Regions from separate parts of the Homo sapiens genome. Here region 1 is linked to region 2. The links are chromatin loops, found by intact Hi-C in ENCODE. Cell type or tissue: endothelial cell of umbilical vein. All regions are shown on one strand. Links, peaks and the distances in the headings refer to the core of each region. The heading gives the core; the rest is flanking DNA. Region 1 overlaps TNIK (TRAF2 and NCK interacting kinase). Region 2 overlaps TNIK (TRAF2 and NCK interacting kinase).

The links. Hi-C counts contacts between places; a loop is a spot of excess contacts. Peaks named below come from ENCODE experiments on the same cell type or tissue, not always from the same donor. Only the 100,000 strongest peaks of a DNase experiment are listed, where the experiment ranks them.
Region 1: a loop joins it to region 2, with 7 times the contacts of the local background. A loop is called at or near these places in 5 of 110 quality-filtered maps.

The regions. Positions count from the first base shown.
Region 1 is chr3:171,349,064-171,365,586 of GRCh38, forward strand. The region is part of intron 2 of TNIK (TRAF2 and NCK interacting kinase); the gene reads right to left. Among named protein-coding and RNA genes, the nearest start is that of TNIK, 100 kb to the right of the region's middle. In endothelial cell of umbilical vein, for the core only: no CTCF peak of the experiment used is centred there; a DNase peak (open chromatin) is centred at 7,398; H3K27ac peaks cover 3,028 bases.
Region 2 is chr3:171,185,581-171,202,103 of GRCh38, forward strand. TNIK (TRAF2 and NCK interacting kinase) reads right to left here. Exons shown (of 33, transcript NM_015028.4): 5 at 8,945-9,055; 6 at 5,117-5,207; 7 at 3,122-3,252. Among named protein-coding and RNA genes, the nearest start is that of MIR569, 87 kb to the left of the region's middle. RefSeq lists enhancers at 1,173-1,700, 4,110-4,159. In endothelial cell of umbilical vein, for the core only: a CTCF peak has its summit at 10,338; DNase peaks (open chromatin) are centred at 5,191, 6,871 and 8,331; H3K27ac peaks cover 4,489 bases.

The sequences.
Region 1 (16,523 bases), core at 3,571-11,570, 160 kb after region 2:
AACTAGTGATATCCTAGAATCCTAGAAATACTAGGATTCAGACTCTCAGCTATAACACCCAAAAAAGTTTCCATATAGATCATCAACTACCTTCATCTCTCAAGAAAAACAGTAAAACATGACCAGAACTTCCACCACCAATCTACTGGGAAAATTAGAAATTTTGGATAGTGGTCTGAGTGCTTATTTATATTTTAAATCACATATCATATTTTTCAGAATTAGTGGTTCACACTGGCAAGAGAGCAAGAAATATTTGTTGGTTGGTACAAAGCACCTCCTTTTACTAGCCCATGAAACAATCCTACAATAACTCTTGTATTGTACAAAGAGAGGCAGATGATTGATAAAGATTCCCACAAGAATAAGACATTCACAGAAAAATGAGATCAGCCACTGCAGTCCTACCAGCTGGGATAATTTTACAAGGGTCAGACAGCTCCAGGGCATAAACTAATCACTTCAGGGTGAGGAAGAAGCTGACTCCTGATTCCCAAGAGGCAGTGTCACACAATTAGATTGTTTATTCTAGCTCAACACAAATTTGACACATTTCCCCAAAACTGCCTGTCTAGGGTCCTGTCAAAACAGGATGATGGAAAGTCAGAATAATGTTTTAGCCCAGTATTTCCAACATTCCTGTAATCCATTCCATTTCAGTCATGTTTTGATGTAAAGGATATTTTCCCCACTAATATTTGAAAGCTATCCATTCTTGCGTATTCTAGTTACACCGAGCATACATTCATTGTGGAATAAGCAGCAGCCAATGGTATCCAGGATCTTCTAAAAGTAGTATTCGAGGGCTTTTTTTGTATGTCTTAAAATTGTTAAATCTGAGTGAATGAACTTATCTACTCCCAAAGCAAGATCTTAAGTTGTTTTTAGTGGCCAATGAAATCTTTCCCAGGGAGCTAGAAGATGGGCTACCCAAAGGAAAATATTCTATATATTTTTCAATGAACATATAGAAGAATTACAGAACAAACAAGACATAAAATACAACATTATAGCAAATGTTTTTGAGGAGGGTGAATGAGATTCTTAATTAGTTCTTTTGCCTCTGCCAATATTGTCTATACCATTGTCCTTACACAATATTTACACAAAATATTGCAGCTAATAAGCAGAATCAAAATTTGAACTCAGATCTGCTTAGATCCAAACCTATGGTCTTAACCTCTGTATTTGTTCCAGAACAGTTCCTGGAACAAAGCTGGTAGCCAAGAACAAACCTGGTAGCCAATCCGTATTTGTTGAATCTGAATCTAGATTAGGAACCAGGCTGTTTGATCCAGGATTCTGAGGTGTTTCTAGAGCTCTTTACAACTAATCTCAACACCCAGAATGAAAAAGCTCTCTATGACATTTGAAGATATTAGATGACTACATCTGATAATGCCACATTCAAATATTTTCTGTTAATTCTTCTCCCTGTTGAAATCCAATTAGCATGAGGAAAATTAACTACTGCAATTAAGAGGAAGAGGAAGTGAAAGATTTCCATATAACAAGTTTAAAGCTCTGTTGCTAAAAAAAAAAAAAAAAAAAAAAATGCCCAAAGAAACTCAATCCTGTAACTGAATTTCAGATAACAGAGTATACTGCATACATAAAAACTAACTTTTTTGAGTACTCACTGTATACCTAAAATTCTTCTAAATGCCATTTCATGTATTATCTCATTTAATCCTTATGAGCTAGGTACTATTATTCCTAAATTTCAGAAGAGAAAACCAAAGCACAAAGAGGTTAAGCAATGAAGCCTAGGTCTACCAATAAGTGGTAGAGCCAAGATTCTGGTCCCAAGGGATACAACCCCAAACTTTATGCTTTTAACCTGCTGCTTCCCATAATAATAACACTTGCTGGACACTTTAATCTGTCTCATATATTCTTTTTTCTTAACCTCCACTTCCTGGGTTCAAGCTATTCGCGTGCCTCAGCCTCCCAAGTAGCTGGGACTACAGGCACGTGCCTCTACACCTGGCTAATTTTTGTATTTTTAGTAGAGATGACGTTTCACTATGTTGCTCAGGCTGGTCTCGAACTCCTGAGCTCAGGCAATTCACCCACCTCGGCCTCCCAAAGCGCTAGGATTACAGGCCTGAGCCACCATGGCTGGGCTGCCCTATGTATTCTTCATGCAAACTATGTTATTTACTTTCCCCAACAACCATAGAGAAAATATATATATATATGTATATATGTGTGTGTGTGTGTGTATGAATGCATGCAGATATAGGAGGTGTGTATATGTGTGTCTGAGTGACTATTCTCTATCCTATCACTGTAAAAACACTTGACAGATCTCTCAACCATTGAAAGAAGGTCATCTTAGATCTTCTATATAATTAATCAAAAGAACTATTCATACAAAAATTGCATTATGTGTCATCTTCATTTTTCATTAGGTATTTTGATTGGATGTTGTTTTTGAGAGGAAAAGAATTCATTTATTCTCATGTTCTTGTTCTTTTTCTCATTTTAATATGAAATAACAGCACCAGAGAAAGTTCCAAAATATCTTGAAGGACAGAGTTTCAGGGCTATCATTGCATTTGTAAGAGTTGGGAGGAAAATTTCCAATTCATAGTAGTAGCCAAATGTTGCAAATCTTCATGTACCCTCCACCTAAGTATTACAGACTCTGCATCATGTAACCTGGTTACTGCCAGAATTGAGATCTCCCTTCTCCTCTTCACTTATCCAAATGTGTGATTCATCTCTGTGGGATATGACAAACCAACCACACTGGGCAAAAAGGCCCTGCCTGAGCCCTCTCAGTTCCCAGGAGAACCATTCAACACAAAAGTTAAATGGTGCATTTCAGGCACCCTGCCCATCCTGAACCCTGGATTTATGCCAAGGAAAGGCATTCCACTAATCAAGCTATCTCTAGTCCTCAGGACCAAGGAGATGGCCTAATCTCATGCTTCCCAAAGTTAAATGGGCATATAAATCACCTGGGAGTCTCGTTAAAAAGCAGATTCTGCTTCAGTGGGTTTGGAAAGGCCTGAGATTCTGCATTTCCAACAATCTCCCAGGAGGTGCTGATCATGCTGCTGGACAGCAGGCCACACCTGGAGTATCAAGGGTCTAGTTCATACACAAATGCAAAATTGGGCTTCAAAGAGAAGTGTTTGATTTTTTGAAAGGTTCATCCTGGGTTCTCATCCAGGGTGATCCATAAAATTTTCCATATCTTCATGTGGCATTAAAAACTCCAGACAATCCTCAGAAAAATCTATTCACCTTTTAAGCCTTTGGATTCCACAAGGCTACCACACCCCAAGTATGGAGGGAGACCATTATTCCATACATAACTTTAAAGGCATCCCCTTTGTGACTTAGCCACATGTTCTTTTGTGTTATTTATCCAAAGAATAAGCAACTGATAATTTCAGATTTTCCAAAATGGCGAATGTTTGACATAAATGTGTTTAATACTCTGCAAAGCCTCTCCAACTCAGTGTATTTGGGATGCAAGGGTTGGTATCACTATGTAAATAAGGAACTACTTTACAGTACAGTTTAATGAACCAAGTACATGCAGGAACCCTATTTAAGTGAAAGTATTAATTCCTTGGAGGAAATGCTTTAATACTGAAGAATGACTTGTGATTAGCATATCAACAAGAATAAACAGTCTTAAGATACCCAAGGGTACTTAAGGACAGAAGCTTTCAACAAACTTCTTAAACTCCTGTTTATACTCTTAAATTGCTTGGTAAACGCCTCCTTCTAAGGTACTTTAAAAGGTCAAGTTTTGCCCAAGTCTCCTCTCTGAAAACTAATGAGGCTTTAATGTATTCAGAAATGCAAAAGTAACATCAAAGTTATTTGATTGACCCAAGCCAAAGAACCTTCTAGAATAGCAACATATTTTGGCTGGGTTTCTACCTTAAAGTCACCTCTCCTCCTAAATAGGATAATTTAAAAAACATTTATTTCAACATATTGGCAGAATTACTAGGTCATTTGTGAGCAGAATAATTCTTTTCTACCTTTTTAGAATGGTCAGATATGAGAAACAAAGCATGTAAACAACACTAAAGGTGGCTGCTCTACTTTACAAGGATCCTAAGAACTAGAAATAGTAGTCTTCAGTTAAACCAGAAAATTTTAAATTAAAGGTTAGATGACTGAACTCTTGCACTGAGCAGTCGACCCCACCATGCTTTCATTATGCCAATGAATTATATCTGTTTCAATCACTGGTGTCAAAAGGTTGTGGGTTCAACTCCAGGTTGTGCCACTTACTGTCAGTGTGACCTAGGGTAAGTTAAATTTTGCAAGGTTTAGACTTTTCATCTGTAAAGCAGGGATACTAAGCAGTAAGTGCTTACTTTATGATGTTGCGGAAGCCTGCTACCGAGCCTTTCCTATAATGGGCATAGTTACTCTATACATATACTATACATACGGGATTACATACTATTGCTACTTTTACTGTGCACAGAACAAGGTCGGTCCTTGAGCTTTTAAAGAGACACATTAACAAGTAAAGACAAGAACTGCCAACCAAAGCACATACTAAATCTATGAAACACCTGACTACAAGAGATGACTCAGGATTAAAAAAAATAAAGAGATGGCTCTTAAACTATCAAGAGTTCTGAACTCATCTTAACCTCTGAGGTTCAAGTCTAGGAAGACAGCAATATTCTTCTGCAATGTGACCTTCCACATGGGTGTTTTGCCTACAAATCAAAGTTTTTATTTTGGATGCCCAGCCTTCATCCAAGCTGAGTTAAAAAGTTAACTTATTTTTTCTTCTCTTAGTAATAGTAGGCAGTAATGATTGTGGTCCTGGTACTTCTTCAGAGTTAATATCTATGATTTCTTAAAATGTTTATTCTGGAGAATTTTTTGTAGATATCCTCTACCCTCCAAATGCCCCCAAAAGGTGTATGTTAGTATAAAGTGCCATTATTCTAGCAAAATCAGCCCTTAAGACCACATTCATGTCTTAGGGTGACACTGCGCTACCAAGAAAAAAAAATTTTCTTGAACTGATAACAATTTAGAAACTCACTCCCAGTAAAGCATAGAACTCAGCACAAACACCAAATTCATTATATATATGTAATATATATGTAGATTTACACACCTTTGTATAGCTATCCTTGTTTTAAAAAACTAATTTTCAGCATTAGGCACTTTCACTGCTTCTGCTCTAACCCAAATTGCTGATTGTAAAAAGGGGATTTTCTCCCCTGTATTTACTTTGGAAACAGACACCAGCCACGGAGAAGTAGTTGAGTGCAACTGCCCACAGACTCACACTGAAATTAGAGCACCTGAGCTGGTCCACTACCTGAGCCGTGTTCCTCAAGGAAATTTCAAAAGAAAACCTCCAGGACCTCGGAGGGCCAAAAGGGCAGCTTGTAGCAGGACTCGGCTGACACAAGACTAAAGCCTAGGAGTTCTCTGTGTCCTTACCCTTGGGCTTCCTGAGAAACAAGATCCTGAGTCAGACACTGAAATCTTATGATTATGAGCAAATGGGCCTCATAATCCCAATTAATCTCCAGAGTTGATTGTTAGAAATGCAAAGATACTCCCTAGAGACTGTTGCACAGACTAAGGAGTTTCTTCAACACTGAGAATGTAGATTAAGACTGCTGAGGGAGAAATAATTTAAGTAGTGATTGGGCTGTGAAAGAAAACATTGTCAATACCTATCTTACTTTTAGCTATTCACAAATATATAGATTTCAGAGAGAGGTAACACCATGATGCATAGTACTTAGGCCAAATTTCAAAGAGCACATCTGACCATAGTATTACTCATCAACTTAATCAGGTAGCCATAAATCTCCTATGCTTCTAGACTAGAAAACAATACTCAAAGAGCGTTCTGTTTTCAATGTTGCTATTCTGTTTTGGGTTCTGTTAGCAGACTTTTTTTTGTTTTTGTCTTTTCTGTCTTGTATTTTCCCCCATCCCCTGTGAACACTGGATTCTTGGTCACATCTTAATTTATGACTATTTACTCAGCTGATTAACCGTAGGCATTCGTCTTATTCAAGCAAATCTTGTTCTGAGCAACAGATAAACTGGAACCCCAAGGACAGAGCAGCCATGGCTCCGTATTAATCATCTGCTCATCCCATTTCCCCATCCTACAGCAGACCATGAAAGCTGGGGTTGCCTCAGAGGGCTTGGCTTCAGGCACCTCCTCCCTGAAGCACTCTCAGAGGGGCATATTCATATGGAGCAGGAGGGAGGCTTTGGTGATTGGCTTCTGTGATAGGTTTCTTGAGGGAATGGAAAGGTTTTGAAGTTCTGAAGTATTTGAAGTGTCTCTTCATAAGTTCACAAGTGGGTACAAAATGGTAGAACAAAATGTACTAAACATTTAGGCCACAAAACATTCATTTTCTCCAGCTGAAATCACCAGAAGTGTTAGCTGGGGAGAAATCAGAATCTGCCTAATTTGCAACTCTTTTGAAGAGAATATAAAATCAGCTTTGCCTCCACCCAAAGAAGAGGACACACTGTCCTGTTTTCACTAACTTTCACTATTTTGACAAAGAGAAAGAATGAGATAACTCTGGCTAAAACTTGTCATGAAAGTATCTGATAGAGGCATCTCTAGCATTCCTGGGTTACTGATGTTATATAACTAAAACCTGTAAGGAAAAAAGTGAATAATGTGATCCTTAATGGAAACGGAAATAGAGAGTCACAGGTATTCCTAACTTGCAGTCATGCAAATTATCCAAGAGATTACATCTCGGTATTGTAGCCAGGTCATCCTCCTCTACAATACCCAGAAATTCTTTCTTTCCATCCTCTATTTCATTGTCTCTCCCCACCCTCAACCCCAAACACACAAACCTAGGCATCCCTGTAAAGGAGGAAATATAAAAGCAAAGAGTAAGCAACTTGCTACAATGCCACACCAGGTAACAGGTAACTGGCCTTCCCCCTGCTTGGAATAGAGGAAAAGTACAAATTATACACCTGGCAAATATTTGCGTGGTCTCCAGAGCAGTAAGATTCATCCATTTGCTCACAAAATCACACAACTGAAGCTGAGCGAATAAATCAATTCAATTCATTTCAACAAACATTTATCAAGCTCCAGTCTGAATATAGAGTTTTTCTGGGGGGAAAAAAAAATCATAATGCACCTGGCTATTGGAGCTGATTTTTTAAGAAGTCTAGAAATTTCTTCCTCCTTTCTGAGAAACGAGGCAACCAACTCCCTTAAATAATCAACACAGATGTATTTTATATTGTAAAATGTAAGTAGCCCAAGGTATGCCGCTTCCTTTTTTGTAGGTGGAAAAGAATCCACTTCTTATCTTTCTGGGAAAACACAATTGTGTTTGTTGTACAAAAACACAGTGTCCCCATTTACTAAGAAATCAATGAGTAATCACCAAGCCATGAATCACCTTTTAGTATTTTTGCTATAAAGATGAGAAGCACTATATATTGAAACAGGCTATGGCATCGCTGCTCTATAGTATAAATTCAGACTTATCAAGAATCTACTTAAAATATTCTAAACATGCAATGGAAGGGCAGGGCAAAACCAATCTTTGCCAAACATTTAAGGAGATGTTATACACAAATTTCCTCCTGGGAAACTTCTGAGTGGAGGTAAGATAATTTAGGCGACTCGATCAGGAGTCATGCTCTACTACTTACCTGGGGGCTTCAAGGGAAGACATTTATAAACTCTCAGACCTAAATTTCTCTCCTTTAAGACAAGGTTAATCATACCTCTTCTATCTAACTTATGGGGTTACTGTGAAGGTCAAATGAAATAATGAATATGAAGGTTTCAAAACCATTGTTTTATGTTTTATGATTGATATCAGTGATGTCAACGTTTAACTCTACAGTCCCAAAGACATGGTAGAAGATGGAAAACAACCTCCAAAAACCCATCTCTGATATCAAAAGTGTGCAATGGGCTATTTAAAAGTTCAGATGAGCTGTGGTTCTTTGTGCTTAGCCACAAAAACAGCCTTAGAATCATAAAGCCAGTTTTAAAAAGAAGGGAAAACAATTTTTTTCTTTGTCCTATTCTCTTCTGTCATATTAGATGGTAGGCGGACACTGTTTTTACTTATCAGGTATCAAACTGCTGTTGGCTACTAAATATTATATTTTGTGTCAGTCTCCTTAATTTATATACTCAAACAGTTGAGATGAAGCAAACCTAAACATATCTCACTGAGTTAGGGCATTCCAAACTCAGCAGAATTTTTTTTTTTTTTTGAGATGGAGTCTCCCTTTGTGGCCCAGGCTGGAGTGTGCAGTGGCATGATCTCAGCTCATTGCAACCTCCATCTCCCAGGTTCAAGTGATTCTTCTGCCTCAGCCTCCCGAGTAGCTGGGATTACAGGCCCAGACCACCACACTCAGCTAGTTTTTGTATTTTTAGCAGAGACGGGGTTTTGCCATTTTGGCCAGGCTGGTCTCAAACTCCTGACCTCAGGTGATCCATCTGCCTCAGCCTCTGTACTTTTTTTTTTTTTTTTTTGGTACATATTTATAACTACCTACTCTGTATTGGTACTAGAGAAACAGTAAGGTAATGTCCCTGACTCAGTTTGGAATAGGAGACAGCCAGACAGAGGATTACAAACAGGTCAGAGTACGGAGAGAAGAGGCAGGGAAAACCATCAAACCCCATTGGGCAGGTGCTGCCTGAACCAAGTGTTAAGGATATAGTATGGTTGCTAGCCAACAGGGGGTGAGGAAGGGCACAGCACGGATAAACAGACACCGTGTGCAGTGTGCACGAATGCCCCGCAATGTGCTACCATAGATGGACACAGTGGGAATCAGGATGGGCCGTAGATGAGGCTGGAGGGGGAGGCAGAGGTCATGTCATAGGAACCTGTGACTGGGGATGTAGAACTGTGCTCCCTGGAGCTCCAAGTGTGGGGCTACTCTGTGGAGGGAGGTAGAGGTGCATCGGGGAGTGTTGTGTCGGCAAAGGGACGGCTCCATGAGGTAGATCCTAACTATCCTCCCAGAACATCCTGCTATTGTGTCAAATACTGGAGTTTCCTGTGGGGGAAAAATGTTTTGCTGCTTTAAAAAATAGTTGATACATTTAAGGTAAAGAGAAATCTCATTTGTAAAATTGTAATAAAAATAACCACAGCCCAGACATTTTAATATAGAAAATGTATTAGTCTGTTTTTGCACTGCTAATAAAGACATACCTGAGACTGAGTAATTTATAAAGGAAAGAGGTTTAATTGACTCACAGTTCCACATGGCCGGGGAAGCCTCACAGTCATGGCCGGAAGTGAATGAGGAGCGAAGTCACATCTTACATGGTGCAGACAAGAATGCTTGTGTAGGGCAACTCCCCTTTATAAAACCATCAGGTCTCTTGAGAGTTATTCACTACACGAGAACAGTATGAGGGAAACTGCCCCCAGGATTCAATCATCTACACCTGGCCCCACCCTTGACCGGGGATTATTACAATTCAAGGTGAGATTTGGGTAGGGAGACAGCCAAACCATATCAGAAAACATACACAATATTCTTTTAGGATTCATACAAAATGCTTGCGTATTTTTTGTGGACTTCTACCTGAGAAGGATCGTTTTATTTAGATATAAACAGGGTAGAAAAATCAAGGGCTTCAGCTGGTTTCAGCTTCCTAGAACAAGATGCAGCCCTGCAGTTGTGGGGCGGTCAGTCACCTGCAGATAATAAAGTGGGCTGTTGGTGAGGTACCTTGGAGGAACGCCAACGTAAGGACAGACAGACATGCAGACCCATTTCAAGCTTGTTGCAGATCCAGTGTTGCAGGACATGACCCAGGAAACCACCACCTCTATAATTAAGTTTTAAGTTTACTAACAGTATTTTTTTAAACAGAGATCAGGGCATGGGGTGGAGTGAGGGATAGTAGGGTATGGGGAGTTAATATTTAACTGGTTCAGGGTTTCAGTTGAGGATGATGAAAAAGTTCTGGAGATGGGTAGTGGTGAAGGTTGCACAACAATGTGAATGTACTTAATGCTGCTGAATTGTATGCTCACTTAAAATGGCTAAGGGGGTAATTACTGTATGTACGTTCTACGATAAGAGAAAGAGGTACCACTAAAAAGATTTCCAGTAAGATAAATTCAGCTAGGAGCCTCATACCACCTCCCTGAATGTGATGCACAGATCAAAACTGAATTTCTCAAGCCATACTCGAAGTATCAACTCGAAGATGTTAAACAGTAACGGGCAAGTTTTCTAAAACAAGAAGTCACCTTCTCCTTAAAGGAGACTGAGTTCTTCACATATGGAGTTCCTAACTCTTCCCTGCTGTCCACAAAGATGATATGGTTATTATTATCATGATTGTTGTAACAGACATTTTGTAATTTATCTAGAAAAATTGTGTAACCAGCTGCTACACTTGTCTGCCTTTGTTGTAGAGAGGAACAAAATGGACACAGTAGTTCTGTGCTTCTCCTTGCAAAGTGAGCAACAGGACCAAGATCCGAAGCAATATCAGAGGCCACTGCACCCAGCAGCAGAGGTTGTAATGACCCCATTCTAGACCCTCACCACCAACAACGCTCCTATGTAGTAGTAAGCATATATTTGCTTGCCGAACAGCAGATATTTCTTTTTGCATATGCAAAATATCCAAGCAGATTTAATGAAATTATACTTAAGGTTAAACTACAGAGATAAGAAATACAATCTCAATACCACAGTTAATTGGTTATTCTTTTTATTAAAGAGTCTCAAATGTTTCCCATGTACAAAATAGTTAAAAACCGTGAAGAGCCCTAAATTCTGTGCCTGTAATCCTGGCGGGGTTTCATTTTACAGGTTACAAATAACCCAGAATAGTAACTATTGATGGTTTAATTACTTGAAAGTGCCTTATAATCACGAAGTCATTAAGGGTGTTATGAGATCTAAAAACTACAAGTCATGAGGGGGTTGTGCATCAAGTTATTTGGCAACTCATTGATACAATATGAGGTGGAATGAAAGTATTTTGGACTAAAGCATTCTAAATACTTCAAATCAAAATTGAGCACACGAGTGCCAATCCATGTCCATCCCTAACAGAAAATCTCATCCTCTTTTCATCACTATTAGAAATTTTGTATCATCATTCACTGAGGCAGTGAGAACCTGCTAAAACCTTGCGGCTCTGAATTAATGAGAGAATGGTATAAAATGTGCATGTGTCTACATCCTTCAACACATCAACTACACCAAGCAATGCCACCAGGCCACATGGGTACCTTAATAATGTTAGGCATTCCGTATAAATCATTTTGCTAATGGTTTAGAGTATTGCTGTAACAGTTTTGCAGTTGGAAAAGCACAGGCTGTAAGTGGATTCATGGAAGCAACTTGTGGAGGTTATCCAGACTAGTGCTCTACTTAGAATTAAAGGATGTCATATCTAGAAGGAACTCTGGAGACCCTCTAGCCAGACCTCTTCGTTATACATGAAACCAAGGCCCAGAAAAGCTAAATGACTTGCTTAAGCTCACACAGCTAATGAGTCTCAAGGCCAAGACTCAAGGCCAGAAGAGCCATCTGTCCATGTCTGTCTTAAAGGCTTCCCAGCCCTACTTCACCTCAGGTTATTGACCCTGGCCCAGGCCATCAAAAGCAGTCAAGCCTTTGGTAACACTACCTCTCCCTAGAGTACCTACTTAATTCCCCTTCCACATACATCTATTCATCTTTTAAGACTCCACTCAAGAGTCACCTTTATATGAAGGCTTTCCTGGTCTTCCCACAGCCCCCACAGATTTGGCTCTGCTCTGTATACTCTTGCTGTGGTGCATGGAATACAACATTGAAGTGATCTATTTTCATGTCTCTCCACCCAGAGACTTCAAACCCTTGGAGGGCAAGGACCATGCCACATGTTTATCTATAAACCATGCCCTGATGGCAATGCCAGGCAGTTGTTAGATACTTATGAAGGCTGACACTGAATAAATAAACAAAGGTAAACAAAACCCCAAGATAGAGCTAAAAGGGGTAGACTCATCTCCAAAGACAAAGATACCCAAAAGAGCACTTACACTACAGACAGCCTCAGCCCAGCAGCTCTCTATCCTGGCTGTGCATTGCAAGCATCTGGGAAGGTCTGGAATAAAACCTTCCCCAGCCCAACATCAGACAAACCAAAATCAAATTTTTAAAGAAAGGCCCAATTATCTATAGTTTTGCAAAATTATCCAGATGATTTCTATAAAAAGTGAAGGCTGCGAACCACTAGTAGCAATAAGAAATCCCACACAGTCCCTGTATCAAGTTTTGGTAGCAACTCTACAGGTTCAACTACCTAGTAGAGCAATCGACCCACCCATATGGCATCTAGCACACAGGCACCCACGAAGGTCTTCCCTCCATGTTCACATGACAACCATCTAATTCATTATACTCAACAGATCATAGCACAAGGTGGCATGGTCTTCAGACAAATTAGATGCAAACAACTTGGGGATCTATGAGGATGAAAAATTCATCAAGCCAACATATTTCAAAGGTGAATGATTCTCCTACTTATTGGAGAATGGAAGTAAAATTGTTACCTTTAATTCTAGCAAAACTACACTTTAAGAACAGATAATAAAGCCTGAGGATGAAGAAGAGAAATAACAACATAGGAATAAACTTCCCCAGACCCCAAGATAACAGGAATCTGCCACCTCCTATTGTAATAAATGACAATAGCAGTAATCAAACCTTACATGTACATAGGAATTTATATTTAACAAAATACTTTCATAGTCATTAATTGATTTCAACCTCACGATAGCTTCATGGGTTATATCATGAAAACTGTTTCTTTATATTCTAATTTTACAGATGAGAACAACTGAAGTTCCAAATAGATCTATGGCAAGCTCAAAGCTAAGGCAAGTTAAGGGTAGAACCAAAACCATACAACGGGTCCTCAATATCTAAATGAGGTTCTTGCTGCTCCACACCCCTTCACTAATCTCACAATAAAGACTCTCTCCTGAGACCTTATGCTACCTGAAGAAGAAATACTGTTGCTTCTCCTCCAAAACTTGTGAAATATAAAATTATTCAGAAACCATTTTCACCCCACCAAAGTTCCACAGTGCTGCAACTGATTCCTGTTTCCTCTATTAACCTATCTTCTCTTTACACATTATTGAGACATTGGCTTTTTTAAGCACTAAAGACCAAATATAATATCCAAGTGGCAATTATATCACCAAATACAATGTAAGAATTGTATTAGGTTGGCACAAAAGTTACTGCTGTTTTTGCCATTAAAAGTAATACTGGTATTAGGTTGGTGCAAAAGTATTGTCGTTTTTGCCATTACTTTTAATGGCAAAAACCACAATTATTTTTGCACCATCCTAATATTTAATACAAATAATGCCATTCTAAGCATACATAAAAACCAATAAATCAAATGTAGAATGTGGAGCACAAAGACATGTGTTTCTAACTTCATTCCTCTATGAATGTTTCTTTTAGGTCATAAAATGTTCTATGAAAGCAAGACCATGGGAAGAACTGGCACATGTGTTTGGGAAGAGGAAAAGGTTATTGAGTGCCTACTATGTGTCAGGCACTGAGCTGAATGCTTCCACATATTAATGTTTTATACTTGAGTTTTCATTAACAGCTCTAATCTGTACTATTAATAAAAGATAAAGAAATCCAGGCTCACAGGGTAAGTTGATTATCTTCACATGACTGGAACAGAGCAAAACCAGACTAGGAATCCAGCTCAGGCAGTCCTGCTCCAAAGTCCTTTTCATTATACTCTTTCCACTTATAAAAATGCTCAATTACACTCCCAGATACAGTGGAAATGCCAAAGCCTCTAAGCTTTTTCCAAACCCACATCTTGTGCCCATTCAGGTCCCCACTCTGCCTGGACAGCATTAATTCCTAAATAGTCTACACTCTCACCATCCCCACTTGCACCTCAATGTTAAGAGTTTTGCCATTCTGTGTGATTTTTAGAGCAGTGGTTTTACCCCCACAGAAGACACAGGAAAAACTGGAGACATTTTCAGCTGTCACAACTTAGGGGTGCTGCTGCTTTGTAGTTGGATGAGGCCAGGGAGGCTGCTATATATCTTGCAATGCACAGTACAGCCCCCACAACAAAGAATTATCCAGCCCCATATCTCAGGAGTGCTGAGGCTGAGAAACCCTGCCTTACAGTGATAATGTGATTTAATAAATGTTCTTCCTCCCCAGTAAAATGAGACCATAACCACCATGAGGAATAACTGAGACAATATACATAAAAACCTCTGGTGCACAGTGAACACTCAGTCCTAATTAGATAATCTGATTACGCACTTCTTAAGAGTAGGAACCTCCTCAGTTAGCTCTGCATTATTCCCATACAAAGCACAGGGCTTTTTTCATGGGCACTCAACAAATGTGAAAGAATGTATTCTTTATGTTAGAAATTCTTGATTAAAAAACAAACGCCACTATTATCTATAAAACACACCATTCTCCCATACTCACTCCTTGCCAAACAATAAGTGAATAGTATAATACATGATTCATTGCAGCAGGCTATGAAAAGCTACAGTGCATCCAGGATAATGTTATAGAATCACCTCCATAAATAAACTATTAATAAACTTGCTATTGAAATGTTTTATCTTATTTTAACAGAAGGTTAATGAAGAGATCGTGATATACAGATTTGAGAAAATCTCCACCCAACAGGCCAAGATTTTGCTATATAAGGTCAGTTTTGACAATATTGATTCTCAGGTCTTGAGTTAAATTATTCAGCTTTAAACTGTAATCATAAGCATATCAAATAAAAACACTGAAAGTCAAATCTTTGAATAAGCCAAAACAGGCGGGTATCACATCTCAGGGCAAGATCTTTGATTTTTGCTTTTCTCAGTTTATGTAAGTTTGAGTCAGCATGGAAATCCTAAAATAAATGATTACAAAAAGTATAGGATTAGCATTCACTCAAGTGACCTATAACAGGATAACATACAATCATTTTTGCAGTTTCTGGAGGTGCGGTCCCAGGACCTTGAACAACAGAATGAGCATTTATACTTATTAAATGTTCAAAGAGGATACCCCAGACCCACTGAATCAAAATTTCAGAAGTTGGAGCCGGGAAATCTACATTTTAAATCCTTTCCCAAATATTCATTTTACATACTAAAGTTTGAGGACCTCTGCCAGGAGACCAGACCCCAGAAAATTGCTTTGCCTCATTTTGTAAATTTCTAGCATAGTCTTGCTTCTGCAGACTACTGGTAATTCATTAAACATAAGATCCACATCCCCATCCCATTATAAAAAAAAAAAAATAGGTAGAGGATTTTGTTTATTGCTTTTGTGCAAATATATTTTTCTAAAGTACAAAGATTAACATTTTATGAAAATGCTAAAAAAAATTTAAAACTGGGAACAAATATAGAAAGAATTATCAAGGAAAACATAGCTCAATTCTGGGCCCCAGAAGTGTCAACATTTACTGTGTGCCAGACTAGGGATAGTGATGGCCTAGACAGACTAGGTCTCTGACTTAATTTTCCCTTGACTTATGTATTTAAATTGCTAAATACAGACATAAACAAGGAAGTAAGATAATTCAGAGAGTGGCAATACCATAAAAACAATAAAGCAGGTTAATGTAATAAAGAAAGTCTATGGCAGAGGGAAGCAGAGGCAGTGGCTAGCTGTAATAGACACAGGGATGAAAAGTGGCTTCCTTGAGAAGGTAACATTTGAGCTGAGACCTGAAGGAGAAGGAGCCAGCCATGAGAGGGCTGGGGGAAAGTGTTCTAAGTAGAGGGAACTATGACTTTAAAGACCCTGAAGTGAGAACAAGGTGCTCATTCTAATATAGAAATTAAATAATATATTCAAAAGGTTTTATGGAATATAAAACTATTTACAAGCATAAAACACGACTTTTAGTGACAGAATAGTTCGTGGGGATAATGAAGGGCCTCAGCTCTATGCCATAAGAATGAATCAAGCAACTGAGGCTACATTGCCTGGACAACAGGAGATGTAAGTATATGTTTGGAGGAAGAACGGAGAAATTTTCTTCAAATATCAAAAGGACTACACAAAAGGACTACATTCTTTTTTTTTTTTTTTTTTTTTTTTTTTTTTTTTTTTTTGAGACAGAGTTTCGCTCTACTTGCCCAAGCTGGAGTGCAATGGTGCGATCTCAGCTCACCAGAACCTCTGCCTCCCTCGTTCAAGTGATTTTCCTGCGTCAGCCTTCTGAGTAGCTGGGATTACAGGCATGTGCCACCACGCCCAGCTAATTTTGTATTTTTAGTAGAGACAGGGTTTCTCCACGTTGGTCAGGCTGGTCTTGAACCCCTGACCTCAGGTGATCTGCCCACCTCAGCCTCCCAAAGTGCTGGGATTACAGGCGTGAGCCACCGCGCCCGGCCCAAAAGTTCTACATTCTTGTGAAAGAATATTTAATTTTAAATTTTAAATAGCTCTAGAGGTATGAAATGGGGTTGAAATGGTAAACATTTTAAGAAGGCAGGATC
Region 2 (16,523 bases), core at 3,565-11,564:
CACCCGGCAAATGAGATTCTGGCACTCCTCCTTAGGAGAGGGTCTATTTTCAGTGAGTTACTTACTGTGCCCAGTAGATATCACACAAAACCAGACTCTGCAATAAAAAGCTACAGAAGACCTTATACGTTGAGTTACTTTAGGTTTTGTAAAAAGTTATAGTGGTCTTTAAAGACATCTTAGACACATCAAAAAATAATTGATAAACAATAAATCAAATAACAAAACTAAGCTATACTCTTTTTCTTTTTCTTCTTGTCTTTATTTTACAGAAAGGACTTTTGTGGTAAGAAATCTAATAAAGTCCGGTGGCCAAGTCATCCTTTATTCTAAATACACACTCTCGGCTGAAAGTGGCTATAGCACATGAGGGCCCAAAGTGTTGACATCAAGCTTCTGGGGCTGGGATACACCACTGGGCCAAGTGGACCACCAAACACACAGTGAAATCCTCGGGCTTTGATGGGGTCTCAAATGAACCTTCTATCAGAAACTGCATGTACAGATACAGCTTGACTAACTCCTTATACACAATGGATAGTCTATAAATATGCACTGAGTGAATGAATAAATGATTTTGAAAGTCAGCATATTGTCAAGTTGTCCCCTGGTGACAGGTTACATTCCTAAGGATACTGAACAGAAAAGGGGATGATATATGGTGCCAAGAAAGAAGTAGTAAGGTTATTTAAAGATCAGCATCTTCTCTGGCCCACAGTAAAACTGTATAAGTGGATTAAATAAATCTGCAAAGAATCCCCAAACCTTCCACTATACCCCAACAGGGTATGGCTTGGTTTTGTTATTTATTATTTACTATTTGATTTGTCTAAGATGTCTTTGAAGACCACTATGAATTTTTTTAAAAACCTAAAATAATTCAATATTATAAAGTCCTCTGTAGAAAAGTCTTCCTTATTCATTCTTTTGTCATCCTCCTCTTTTTACCCATGGCATATAACCAGTGAAGCTCATATCCCTGCCATGACTTTTTCCTCCTCTTGCACAACCTACATTCCTGACAATCCTGTTAAACTAATTTGCACTAAGGTCTAAATGACTGACACCATTGAACCTATTCTATCAGGATTCTTTATTTTTTAAAAAAACACACAGACATTCATCTTCAATCTTTTTAATGTCTCAGGATACTTTTATAGCCAGGTGAGCCTTCCAGTACCTCTGAAATCACTGTGCAGCATGACGACCTCTGTGGCTACTCATACAACAGGATTTGCCCATACCTAGAGTTATGCACTGGTCTCACACCATTTACAGTGATCTTAAACTATACTCCTTAGCCATAATCTGAGGAAAGAGGACCAAAATATCAGTTTAATTCCAAGCTTTGGCTTGGCCAGAAGGAAAGCCTCTTCTAGATACCCTACTGAAAACAAGTCAGTTGTAGGCACCCACTTTATTTACATAACAAAAGTCCCATATATAGTGCAGTCAGTCACAATACTTAAAAGATTAAGCTGAGGTTGTAAGAGCTGCAAACGCTGTTTCCCCATGCTATGTTACATAGTAATCTAGAATATCTGTGGCCCAGATGTAGACTAGTTAGCACTTGTTAGGTATAACTATGGTTTGAAGAATTGCTTGTAGCTAATCATGATACCCATATCTGGCCTGGGATGTATATTTTGTAGTGGCTTCTCTGAAGGGATTTGCAAACAGAATTATTTAAATATGCTTATCATTAGCAGTTTAAAAAAATGACATTTTGGCAGGAGATTAATTTTTAACTTGGCAGCTGTTTTCAGACAGATTGTTGTCAGGTTATTACAGTGACTAACTTTGAAGGAAGGAGGAAATTTATGGGAGATTATTAGGTTTTCAGACCTTCAAGCTTGCAATTCCCAAAAGAGGCAAATTTTCTGTCAACACTGAGATACGGGGCCTCAAAAACGCTGCAATGTTTGCATCTTTGAGACCTGATTTCAATAATAACCCCACATGTCGAGAACTAAAAATATTCCTTAAAAGTGAAATATTCTTCAAATATACTGTTCAATTGATAAATTGGAGATTTATATGGAAGTACATTACAGAGGAGCAAGGTAATATATTGGAAAGGGCTCTGAACAGAAAGTTTGGAGACCTGCATTCAAGTGCTAACTCTGAGAGGATTGCTAACCCGGTGAGCACCTGCAGACCTCGGCCTCAGTTTCTTCATCTGTTAGATAAGAGTATTTACAGAGGATCATTAAAGTGTTTTGGTGAAAAGTCCATGCACCTCTGAAACCAGCCCAAGCAGATCAAGTTTTGCCCAAGTTGTCCTGTAATGTACACAAAGACCACAGGGTGTCTCTCTACCTAATGCACAGCCTGGAAACCCACACACAGTTCCTAGATCCCATTGCCCCTAATTTTATTGCCTTGACTTTCAGTCACCATTCATTAGAAAGCCGTGTCACCTGAAAGTCCAGACAATAAACCTGAGGGGCAATAATGCAAAATTATGTTTGGTTATTGGCTAGCAGAATAGAAAAGAGAAGGGCTTCTTGGAGAAATCTATTTGAACACAGCTTTGAATGTATTAGCAAATTTCTAGTTTATAATATAAAGTAACAAGTCACAAATCAAATTTCTATGAAACATCAGGCCACACGACAGAAATACCATAAAGTAGTCACCAATATTCCATCTGATTCCCTCTCATGAAAAAGAAACCCCAGATAATTATACTTCGAGCATTGTAGAAGTAAGTCAGATTATTCTCAATCAGAAAAAGATGACCCAAGACAACAAACTCACATCTTAGTTTAACGTAAAAAGCTATCAGAATATATACTCTTCCAAAAATCTAAACCATAACCAAAATGGAAATCCAATCTATTTTCCAATAATAAGAAGCAAGAGTAAATTTAAAAAAATATAGAAAATGATTTAAACTTTTTATTTATTTTTTTATTTTTTACAAACAGGCCATCAGATAAGATGGGTGAATTCATTAAAAAGATCCTCACTTGAATGTCTTACAGGTCTTAAACTCAAATAATGTTTTTCAGTTCTCCCTTTGGGTGACATAAATCATAAATATAAGGGCATGTAAGACTTTATAAGACTCAGGATAAGATGGTAGGCATAGTTTTGAAACACGACAAAGAAGCCATACCTTGAAATCATATGTGGCATCTGGGTTTTCATCACAGGCAATAACTTCTGGTGCCATCCAGTAGGGAGTTCCAATGAAAGTATTCCTCCTGCCCACTGTTCGATCAAGCTGAGCACTGACTCCAAAGTCCACTATTTAAGAAAAGACAAGTAAATAAAGTCTGTGATCATAGGTTTTAGATAGCGATAAAATGAATGTGAATTATTTTATTGTGGTAAAACATAAGTAACATAAAGTGTACAATTTTGACCATTTTCAAATGTACATTTCTGGGGCACTAAGCACATCCACACTGTTGTGCAACCTTCACCACTGTCCATCTCCAGAATTTCTCATCTTCCCCAGCTGAAACTTTGTACCTATTAAACAATAGCTCCCAATTCCCCCTTGCCCCAACCCCTGGCAATTATTCTACTTTCCATCTCTATAAATTTGACTATTCTCACTACCTTGTATAAGTGGAATCATACAGTATTTGTCTTTTTGTGACTGGCTTATTTCAGTTAGCATAATATCATCAAGGTTCATCCACGTTGCAGCATGTGTTAGAATTTCCTTCCTTCTCAAGGTTGAATAATATTCCATTGTGTGTATGGACCACATTTTGTTTATCTGTTCACCTGTTGATGGGCACCTGGGTTGCTTCTACCTTTTCTATATTGTGAATATGTTTTTAAACTGCATGAGAAATGGATGAAGTGTACCCATGAGGAAGGCACAAAGAATTACATTTGATTACACCAAGGCTTCACAGGGACCAAAAATAGGTGTTAAAAAAAAGTAAGCTTGGTTGTCAGAAAGGGTAGTATTTTGGGGATACAAGACAAGTGATTAAAAGCAAAAGTCTGAGTCAGACTGCCTAAGTTTGTATCTCATTTCTGCCGCTACTAGTGGTATGACCTAGGGCTAGTAGATCAACCTCTCTGAGCTTCGGTTTCCTAATCTGTAAAATGAGGATGATGACATCTACACAGAGTTGCTCTGATGTTTATGAGAGATAATCTATAGAAAATTGTCTTGTACAGGGCCTGGCATATAATATATACTCAACAAGTAACTGTTAATTAGTGAAGTAAGAATGCTCTCAGGATAGCTTATCTAGTTGATACATATATAACTGCTTAGCCTACATAATGTATACTTTTGTTTTTAAAAGAGAATATTCATGAGGTGAGAAAGTTTGGTCCCAAATGTTAACTAAGAAAAAAAATGGAAGTCATATATTTCAACAAAAAGGAAGAGCAAATGTTTGGGATATAAACATAGAAGATGTTTAAATCTCTTTGAAAATATACAATCATATGGACAGCGATTCTTTTCTAGATGACAAGTTACATATCCTACTGGATATTTGTCAATTCATGCTCTTACTCATATACATCAAGCAGTCAAATGCATGTGGTAATTCTCTATTTGGGCAGTCCCAGATTTGTTGCGGAAAGAGCTCTAACAGATACGCCAAAGAGAAGGATTCTCCCACTGATGGAAGTGGGGGTAATCAGTATGCACCTAAAGTAGAATATTAAGTATCCACTTTGCACGGGAGCCCAAGGTAATAACAAAATCAATGTAAATATAACTTAAACCTATGGGAATATAGCAGGAATTGATTATTCTGAATATGCCTGTGTATATTTTAATGGAAAAAAATTGGGTCCTAGTGCTCTGTTATAGCAGCAACAGTATAAACAAACTGTAAGATATAGGAGGCCATTTCAAAGTTTGTCACTTCTAATCTCTGCTGAAACAAAAAAATCTCAATTATTTCTATATATTGATTAAGCAAGTGGTTCTGTTCCCACATTATATATAATTCATTCCTCAGAATGCCTTGAGAAAATATTTTTTAAAATAGGCAAAGAAACATTTTCCTTTCCATTTTTAGGGCAATGCTCTCCAAATCCACGGTGACAAATTAACATTAATTTTTTTAGAGCTGTTAATATAATCTCATCACTTCCTGCAATTCCAAGGCTCACAGGATTCTGCTCTTACCTAGTTTAACTTCTGCATTTTCAGTCAGCAAGACATTTTGCCCTTTAATATCTCGATGAATCACTTTATGCTGGTGCAGGTGACTCAGCCCCTGGAGTGATGGAGAGTTAAGAAGGGTTAATAGGAACATAAGCCAAGATGCCAATAAATTATTTTGACTGTTAAGGATCCAAAAACTTTACACTCACCCAGACATACTTTTCAGAATTATAATCACATCTTTCATGTGCTCATAGTGCTCTTCTAACTGTAGGCAATTCATCAATATAAATTAAAGTACCCAGGCAGTCCTTGCAATGCATGGTGCTGTGTTTAATGAAATGCTTGCATATTGGATCTGATTATCAGGTATCAGGGAACCACACAAGTAATTATACGGTTCCAACATGAACATGAGTTTCAGTTAATACTACTGTGAAAAGCGAAGTTTAAACAGTTTAAAATAGAACCATCTACACAGTCTCTGTACAGAAAACTAACCTGATTTAACTGAATCCCTGCAGGATATTTGAATTTAAAAGTTAAAATTTACATTCTGTTATCCAATTTCATTGAATGATTGATTGACTGAGACAGAGCCTTACTCTGTCGCCCAGGCTGGAGTGCAATGGCGTGGTCTGGGCTCACTGCAACCTCTGTGTCTTGGATTCAAGCGACTGCCTCAGCCTCCAGAGTAGCTGGGATTACAGGTGCCTGCCACCACGCCAGGCTAATTTATTTTAGTACAGACAGGGTTTCACCATGTTGGCCAGGCTGGTCTTGAACTCCTGACCTCAGGTGATCCATTCACTTCGGCCTCCCAAAGTGCTGGGAATCCAGGTGTGAGCCACAGCACCCGGCCTTGTTATACAATTTTAATTAAGCGAAGTAAAATATTTCTCAGACCAGCCAAGAAATTTCCCATTGGCTTTACCCATTGTGCCTTACATTTAAAAAGGAATACAGTTTCTATTTCTTTTGTTGGCATTCATCACTGTCATTTTTAGTTTATGCTAGTTTATGCTATTTGTGACTTTGTGCTCATTATGTGAGAATTATTCAGTGACAACTAAACCTGTTTGTGTTCCATTTCTTCATGAATTACTCTGTTTTTGGCTTCTTTGTGGTGTGAATTCTTTAACCTACAGACTTACTCTAAAGTAGTCATATATTTTTCAGATAAATTATAATCTAAAATAATCTAAAAATGGAGTCTTAAAGCAAATTATTTTATGCTAACACCTGATAATTCAATGTATCGGGTCCCCGAGTGTTCTTTATTACCTTTAATTTTTTGTGCTTTTCATCTTCTCCACAACAACAAAATCATGGTATGAAAAATGAGGTTGACAGGAAAAGAAACAAACCTAGATATCTGAATTCTCTTGTCAAAGAAATTCAGCATGAGAGTACAGAGGTCCAAAAAGACCCACATATACATTTAGAGATATCAGAAAACATAAACCATGTTATAGAAGGGTTTGAGGCACTGGTTTAGGTCTTAAAAAATTGCCTTTCTTATCTGTTCAGTTTGTCACAGGGTAGGCATCAGGGGTTTAAATGTGTGGTTTTCACAAAATTTATGTACCCCATAAATCCTTAAGAGAGGGACTGAAGATCCCTTTCCCTCTTTCACTACTGAAGTGGTTGAAAGCAGATACCAGAGCATGGAAGTGAGCCAAAAGTTCTTTTAATGAGATCATACAATGCATGGAGGTCACCTCCAAAACCTCTTGTGGCCAGAGACCTTTGGGTGATCAAATGTCTCTTCCAGTGAGTCATGTCTGAAATGCTGGTATCATTTCGGAGAATATACTGGAAAAAGGAGGAAAGCCATTGTTTCCACACATTGAGAATGTGTGAAAGGTATTGAGAGATGCTCATGTGATGAAACATCCCTGCTGCTTTTAGAACCATGAAGATTAGATCAAATGACTGATCCTCTGTAGGGTTCCCCAGCAGTGCAGAAAGGCATATTGGGCAGAACCAGCCCTAGAGACCTGACAGGTTCTTGGCAGCCACTGAGTGGTCAGGATGACTAAATAATCCATTATGCTCTATCTGAATGAGCAAAATTTTAAGTCAGAAATTCAAAGTAAGTTTGCACAATGGCACATCAAAACAGAGATAAACGTCAGATGTGAAGGAAATCAGCAGCCAGGCCTCCTTGTTTCCCCTCAAATTTTGTGTTATGTTCTGTTTAAGAACACAAAACATATAATTTATATTTTTGCCTATCCCAAGCCATGGATGTATGTGTTTTTTCTTAAGTGCTTTAATTTTTATATTTTTCCCATTTATATCTATAACCCAGCTGGAATAAATTTTTGAATATGGTATGTAGCAGGTGTCAGGTTTCATGTTTTCTTATGGATATTCAATTGATCAAGTACTATTTACTGATAAAAGAACCCTTTCCTTTGACACAGACCAGGTATCATCCATATGATGTGGGTCTGTTCCTGGACCCTTGATTCTGTTCCTTTGGCCATTGTCTAATCTTGTAACAATACTACTCTGTCTTAATTTATTAGTAGCTTTATAATAAATCCTGATAACTGGTAGCATAAATTCTCCAGCTTTGCTCTTCTTCTTCAAGATTGCCTTGGTTATTCTTGGCCCTTTGCATTTCTATATAATGTTTGAAAATCAGCTTTATAAATTTCCACAAATATACCTATAGGAATTTTAATTGGAAGTTCAATGAAACCATGGATCAAACTGGGTAGAAATGATGTCTTTAGAATATTGGGTAATCTGTGAAATAATGTACACCTCCATTTATTAAGGTCTTCTTTAATATTTCTCAGTGATATTTTGTAGTTTTCAGGATAGAAGTCATTCACATCAATGTTATAATTTTAAAATTCCATTTTCTATTTGCCTTTTGCCTAATTTGGTTTGCATTTAATGAACAGACATCGTCTTCTTATGCCTTCCTTCTTTTTTAACTTCTATCCATTTCATCCATCCACCCAAAGCATACAATCTATCTCTCAAAGGCATATCTTGAACACACAGTAAAAAAGTTTTAACTTTTGTTGCCTTAAATTAAGAAGGCAGAGCTTATAAATAAATAACAATGGCCAGGAAGATTTAATAAGAATGCTCAGTAGACATATAATAACCTCCATATTAGTAGGAAGGGATGATTAAGCTAGTCTGAATGAACTAAAATATGCCCAGTTACTTTCTTCTTCCTGAACTCAGCTCAGCAAATATGATACTATTGTCTAGATTTCCTGATTGGGGGATGTGTGGGAAAACTGGGCAAACAGGCAGTCTTGTTCAGCTATTTTGATTAGTTTAAGTGATTAGGTCACAAAGATTTTTTTTAAAGGTAAAATCGGTTAAACTAGGTTGTATGTATAGGAATGACTAAAGTCACACAATCCTTATAAACTTTATATGGTGGGAAGGTATTACACCATTAGGGATAATATATTAATTGTGAACTTTCACAAACAGATAACTTAAATGAGTGATTAAAATATCTCATAAAATAATTCATTTCCTAAGTGGAACACTGTCTTTATGATCTAAAATCAGGTTTCTAATTGGAAACAGCATTGAAAATGAATCCCTTGTTAAGAGAAATCACCCAATGTCAACCTAAATGAAAATATGCTCATGGCCTATCTCCAGAATGGCGCTCACTTCCATCAGAGCAGACCTTCACACCAAACTACCACTACCACCACCACCACCACTGATAGGATAAACTTTTAAAGGGTTTTTGATATGCTTATGAATTTCACTAGAAAGTCAGAAAAAAATTCAATCCCTCATAAGATATCATGTGTTGCTTGAAGACTTTGGGAGGTGGGCCAGTCCCCACTCGTAACCTACCCGTAAGATTTCCCTGCAGATGTATGCAATCCACTCCTCTTTCAACGTGTTACCTTTTGTGTTCTTGATCAGGTCGGTGACAGAGCCAGCACCACAAAACTCCATCACCAACTGGCAAAGGAAGCAAACAAGCCATTATTTTAATGATGCTTCACTGCTTCCATTAAGTTGGGGTAAGAAAGCACAAGCAATTGGCTGCTTTGGAATGCCATTCCTGCAAAGAAAAAGTTATCATAAAACAATATATAAAACACAAGCTTTTACCTTCATGTACTCCCAAAATGATATAAAGGAAACATTATTTTTAAATTTTTCAACCTGTAAGTTATATTTGAAAATTGAGGAAACTCTCCATATTCTAAGTATTTTTTTTTAATGGGAGTAGGTAGGTGACTCAGACAAAATTGAGAATATCTCTGTTTTAACTCAGCAGTCAAATTTTCACATAAAAGTAGGATTATTCCCCTATCAGAAAGAACTGTGGTTCTCTAGGTGTCCCAACTTAGGGTTACAAAAGTGCACACTGTTTATGTTACTGGTTTGTAAGTGGCACTGTAAGCTGTCAGTGTGGGAACTATCTGTTTTTAATTAACTTCAGCGAATGTTCCCAGGAGGTTGGACACATCAAATAAATTCAATAAACAATAAACTCTAATTTAGCACCTTTCATGCAAAAGCTCCAAGCACTCTATAAATATAAACTCATTACACTACTTAGCAACTTATAAAATAGGCAGAAAATAAACATCACCCTTACTCAATGGGGATGTAGAGACCATTTGAGAAAAAAGCCATCTATGTGCTTTTACATGCATTTTCTAGGCTTAGAAAAACACATCCATTTCCAGACTTTTACCTTCAAAAATATCTTCAACAAAGATCACCTTATTAGGTACTTATATATTTTTTATAATTATATGAAAAGAATTCAGAATAACTAGCAATCAATTCCTGACTTAGTAGTAGAGACAGAACTAAAATGGAGCCACAATAAAACCACATTGATGGCTTTGGCTTTGTCCAAATCTACATTCCTGATATCAGCACTATGTTTCCAGGTCCTAAAAGATACCTCATCAGGCTCCAAAATCTTCAGGCAGAAATTATATTTTCTTTTTCTTTGTATACCTAATAGAAACTAAATAAAATCTCATGAAACTCATTTCATGAGTGAGTTTCCAAAGCCTGTTCTGACTTGTCTTCTTATGATTCCACAACGGCTAGGGAAACCTTCCCACCTTCTCCAAGAAGCCAAGGAAGTTTCAAGACCTATAAGTGCTTATAGGGAAATTTGGGAAGTGCCACAAGTAGACTACATTCCAACCAGATAAAAGTTGGGAAATTACAATATGTAATAGCCCAGAAACTATCAAAGACCACAAAATCATGTCAAAAAGGATTCAATTTCAAGAGACTCCCAGTGGTGAAAGATGGGATAATCTGAGCATAGATAAGAATAATAGCTGTAATGTGTAGAAACACTTTAAATGTGCTTAATTAAATGCCTTAACAAGGTCATCCCCCACCACCCAAAGAATATGACTGGCACTGTTAGAAAAAAATAACAAACTAACTAAGAGCTGACAAATAAAAGGAAAGACTGAAGAGTCTATACTGCCTTTTTAATACAAATCTTACCACTGGGTAGTTGAATAATAAAAGAGGGAAAGTTTCTGTTCATAAAAAAGTAGGTATTCCATCTAATAAATGAAGAAGACATAGTAGAAGAATGCCACCATTTTGTGCCTCCTAATAAGCTAGCAGACTCAGGCAGTGATCATCAATGACTGTTAACATTTTAAAAAGTAAATAGAAAAAAATAAATAAATAAAAAAGTAAATAGAATTTGCCTTTTGGTATAAGAACGCATATTACCTAGGAAGTAGTACTGCCAAAAATAAAAACAGAAATCTGAACCTGATCAGGCCTCTAGCTCCAGCCACTGATTTACAGGAAATTCAGAGGACTGAGGAACATGTAACATCATGAGGATACAATCAACAAAATCTAGACCAGGATACTAGTCAAGACAAAGAGTTTTTTCAACACATAAATTGCAAGGGAGAAAAAAAGAGACGCAAAGAAAACTTATAGATTTAAAAACACTTAGATACACCAACAAATTGCAATGGGTGCACCTTATTTAGATATTAATTTTTTTAAAAAAAGATATACACATTTTGAGATAATTACAATTCTGAATACGGACTTAGATATTTGATGATACTCAAGAAATCTGGTTAATTTTTTTTTTGTTTGAGACAGAGTCTCACTGTGTCACCCAGGCTGGCGCGATCTCGGCTCACTGCAAGCTCCACCTCTTGGGTTCACACCATTCTCCTGCCTCAGCCTCTCGAGTAGCTGGGACTACAGGCACCCGCCATCACGCCCGGCTAATTTTTTTGTATTTTTAGTAGACACGGGGTTTCACCATGTTAGCCGGGATGGTCTCGATCTCCTGACTTTGTGATCCGCCCGCCTCGGCCTCCCAAAGTGTTGGGATTACAGGCGTTGAGCCACCACACCTGGCCAGTATTTTAAAAGTGTAATAATGGTACTGTAGTTTTGTAAAAAGAAGTTCTTATCTTTTAGAGAAAAATGCTGAAATACTTATGGATAAAATTATATGACAGTTTCTTCTACAAATAGTGCTGAGACAACTGGATATTCACATGCAAAAAAATGATGTTAAACCTTTACCTCACACCCTATACAAAAATATTAACTCAAAATGGATCAAAGACCTAAATATAAGAGCTAACACTATCAAACTTTCAGGAGAAACCATAGGGGTAACTCTCCTTGACCTTAGATTTAGCAATGGCTTCTTAGATATGACAACAAATGCACAAGCACCAAAATAAAAAAAAAAGAAAAAATTAATTTTATCAAAATTATAAGCATTTGTGAATGAAAGGACACTATCAAGACTGTGAAAAGACAGCCCACAGAATGGGAAAAGTATTTGCAAATCATATATCTGATAAAGGTCTACTATCCAGAATATATAAAGAACTCTTACAACTCAATAACAGAAAGACAAGCAACCCAATTTAAAAATGGGCAAAGGACTTGAATAGACATTCCTCCAAAGAAGATATACAAATGGCTAACAATGACATGTAGAAAGGCTTGATGTCATTAGTCATTAGGAAAATACAAACCAAAACCACAATGAGATATCACTTTACATCTACTAGGATGGATGTTAATTTAAGAAGAAAAAAGGCAGAAAATCACAAGTATTGGTGAGGATGTGGGGAAACTGGAACCTCTATACATTGCTAATGGTAATGTAAAATGGTATAGTTACTGCGGTGAACAGTTAATGGGTTCCTCAATAAGTTACACACAGAATTGACACATGACTCAGCAATTCCACTTCTAGAAGTATACTCAAAAGAATTGAAAACAGGTGTTCAAACAAAAACTTGTACATGAGTGTTCAAAGTAGCACTATTCACAATAGACAAAAAGCAGAAAAAAACAAAATGTCTATCAACAGAAGAACAGGTACACAAAATGTGGGATATCCATACAATAAAATATTATTCAGCCATGGAAAGGAATGAAATACTGATGCATGATATGTGGATGAATCACGTAAAACATTATGCTAAGTAAAAGAGAAGCCAGACTGAGGCAGGAGAATGGCTTGAACCCAGGAGGCGGAGCTTGCAGTGAGCCGAGATTGCACCACTGTGCTCCAGCCTGGGTGACAGAGCCAGACTCCGTCTCAAAAAAAAAAAAAGAGAAGCCAGACAAAAAAGGCCATATATTGTATGATTCCATTTACATGAAATATCCAAAATAGGCAATCCATAGAGACAGAAGCAGACTAGTGGATGCCAGGGACTGGGTGTAGGGGGTAACAGGAATGACTACTTAATGGGTACACAGTGTTCTTTCGGGGTGATGGAAATGTTCTGGCACTAGATACTCATGATGGTTGCATAACATTGTGACTATATTTAATGATAATGAGTTATACATTCTAAAGTAGTTAAAATTTAGGTAAATTTTATGTTTATGTTACCAAAATTTTAAAAAATGACATGTTTTGTTTCAAAATAACTAGAAGGGGCAACATAGATGGACATGTGGATGGGGTGGAACTGGCCACTGATTAAAGGCTGTTGGGGCTAGTTTTGGGTGCATAGGTGTTCATTATACTGTTCTGCCTATTTTTGTGTATTTTTAGGATTCTCCACAATACAAAGTTAAAGAAAGTCCCATTATATAGCAAATCAGGGTTCAATGCCAGCAGGATGGACCAAAGAAACATCTTTTGATAGCAGGAAATGAATATTTTCCCGAGTGAGCAAAACATGTTTGTGTCCCTTCTCTAAATCCCATTTTGAAAAGTACATTGACCAGGCCTCCTGTGAATACATCCATTGCTCCTGTATCAGCTGGGGAAAATGTCCCACCACTGAGCTTTATTAGGCCATGTAATTATAGCTCCCAAGGAAGGCAATGGAAGCCCAGTGACTCGAGTCTTTCAAAATTAGATTGGACAACATACTTTCAAATATTCAGTAGGAAACAATCCTACTCTAGCCAGGCACTACTGTCAGTGATTTCTATAATTTGCTTTCCCATTCAGCTCCAGCTGAAGGCTGCTAAATTCTTTTCCTCTCACTATGGAACAAAATGATTGTTAAATTATATAATGGGATTTAAAAAAAAAAAAGAAAAAAAACAGCACTTGCTAGCAATTGGTTCCTACAGCCACACAGCAATGCTGATAATTACCGCCACCACACAGCAGGGATCCTCCCTCCCCATAAGTAACCTCATCACATTAATAAACAGAAACAGAGCTCAACATGCCAAGCTCAGCAGTGATAAGTCAATAACTTCACATCTCACTAGTAAGAAATAATGGGTCATTAAAATTCTCCCTGAAAGAAAGTTCTCAAAGAGTTTATACTGGGATAATAATACTTTCTAACATTTACTGAGAATTTACCATGTGCCAGGCACTGGGTGAAGCGATTTACAAATGCTTCGTTAATTCTTCTTCACCTAACTTCCTTTTTCTGTATTTGGAAATAGAGCTTACAGTCTGCACTTTATCCATAGTCTACACTCATTAAGTAACTTGAGCAGGGTGAAAGCACGTTGCTCTCTCAATTACTAGTTATGTGTCCTTGGGTATGTTCCCTAACCACCCTGGGCTTAGCAATGTCTCTCTCCCCACCACTACCACTATGATAAAATACAAAATAAAAGCATCAACCTTACAGGTTTGATGTGAACATTAATTGTGACTATGGATATAATGCTGCTAGCAGCCAAAAATCTCAAGATGTATTTATGATGTTTCTATTCTTTGGTCTATTTTGCATTTATAAAAATGCGAAAAGAAAGAGTTTCTGACATGGAAGATAGCATCAATACCTCCCCAGTGTCCACTTCACTTGGATGGTGAAGAGACAGGGCTGAAAGATATTTGTAAAAGGCACTGGGCACATTTTTCTAAAACCTCTATTAATGAAAAAGCACCAGAGACACATGTTTTTGTTTTTGTTTTTGTTTTACATTTGTACCACACAGCAAGAAGACACAGTGGTGCATTCCAGGGCAATGGATCTTTTTATTTGGAAGGCAGGGGTGATAGGGGGTGGAGGAATTTTAAAGGAATCTAACATTTGAAATTTTCACTCAACACCGCCTAAATAAATAACTGGGTCAGAAACTTAAATAAACATGCATACCACTTGAGAAGAAAGAAGGAAGGTCAAGTTGAAGGTGGTTGGGGGCAGGATGAGGACTAGGCCTGAGCCTGGAGGAGGTGTCCAAAAAAAGCACAGTGTGGAGCAACCAACTTATTAGAGAAAAGAATTGCTTGGATTATTTAGACATGGGTAATTATTACTATCTAAATAACAAAGGTTAATTTTTAAAAGCCAAAGAGTTCTGACACTTCACAATTTGCATGGTTGATTGTCAGCAGTTTTTGTCAGTTGTCATGTTTCTCGTAGGATGTTTTCTCATAGAGGTTGGTCAGGGGTTACTTAGTATGCCTTCCTGTGCTTCTCCCCTCTCCAGGACAATATTTAAGTAAAGGGTCCTCAGCCTCAGCTGATTCCAGAAGACATTTCAGAATACTGAGTCAGCGCTTGAGGTTATCTCTTCACAAGAGACAGGGGGCCTTTAGCATGGAATCACCAGATGTGGTGGCTTCTAAACTTCCCTTTCCTGCCCTAATAACCTCTAAAAGAATTTTAAAAGATTTAGTCTCAAAGGCAGTCAAAGGTTTGGATGATTCCTGGGGTCCCTAAAGTATTCACTCCCTTGCTAGTTTATTGGTTTTAAGTTCCTGTAATGAGAAACGAACTCTTAGGATGTTATTTCACAATTGCAGATACTTACCCAGAATACCCTGACAGGAACTAATTCCTCCCAAATGTCACTAGTCAGTCACCCACAAGAATAAATGACTACTAACAGATCCCTTCTCTTTTATGGTAAAAGGAGGGGTTGGAGGCAGGGGGCAGGAAGAGGTGCAAGCGGGAAGATTAAGGTCTTCCTAAAGTGAGAAGGGTTTGCACCAAGCAGTTTAAAAGGCACCCTAAGAAAATAATAGGGGCTGGGCACAGTGGCTTACGCCTGTAATCCCAGCACTTTGGGAGGCCGAGGTGGGCAGATCACCTGAGGTCAGGAGTTCAAGACCAGCCTGACCAACATGGAGAAACCCCATCTCTACTAAAAATACAGAATTAGGCAGGCGTGGTGGTGCATGCCTGTAATCCCAGCTACTCGGGAGGCTGAGGCAGGAGAATTGCTTGAACCCAGGCTGCGAAGGTTGTGGTGAGCCGAGATCAAGCCATCGCACTCCAGCCTGGGCAACAAGAGCGAAACTCCGTCTCAAAATAAATAAATAAATAAATATAAATAAAAATAAATAATAGGAAGAACAAACTTCCAAGAACACAATTCTGCAAAGATTTAACCCAGAAACATCAATGAGGCACAGAGTATTTTCATCATGTGTGGCTGAAAATAACCACAGATCTCATCTGCATGATTTATGATGGTGGAAACAAAGTCCAAACTCAGTAACTTTGGTACAGAAGGCTGCTTTATGTGCAAAAGGTAGGTTAAGTCTCAAAATATAAAATGTGTGTATAGAAATACAAAATACAAAAATTGGTAGGTATACATTTGAATACATGTATCATTTCAATCAATTGAAGTAAAGCTTGGGGATTTCAAACCTTAAAAAGCAACTTTAATGGCCTTTTACATTCATTTTTAAACTAGCATGTACTATCTATCTATCTATATATAAACTCTTGGCTTCTGAATTATATTTTTCGACTGGGAAAGAGAATGCTTGAACTATAAATTTTAAGACTTCCAAAGACAAAAAGATGAGTTCCAAGGATGGGAAGTGTCCTAGACTTTGTAATAAAGCTTCTGGATAGTGAACAACTCTCTACCTTGAACATGGCAAAGACAGTTTGAATATACCGAGCCAACTAGTATTTTTAGCAACAACAAGTCTGCCCAAAGGACAGGCCCACTACAAATGCTCAAGTCGCCTATGTCTCAAGAGACAGACAACCCAGAG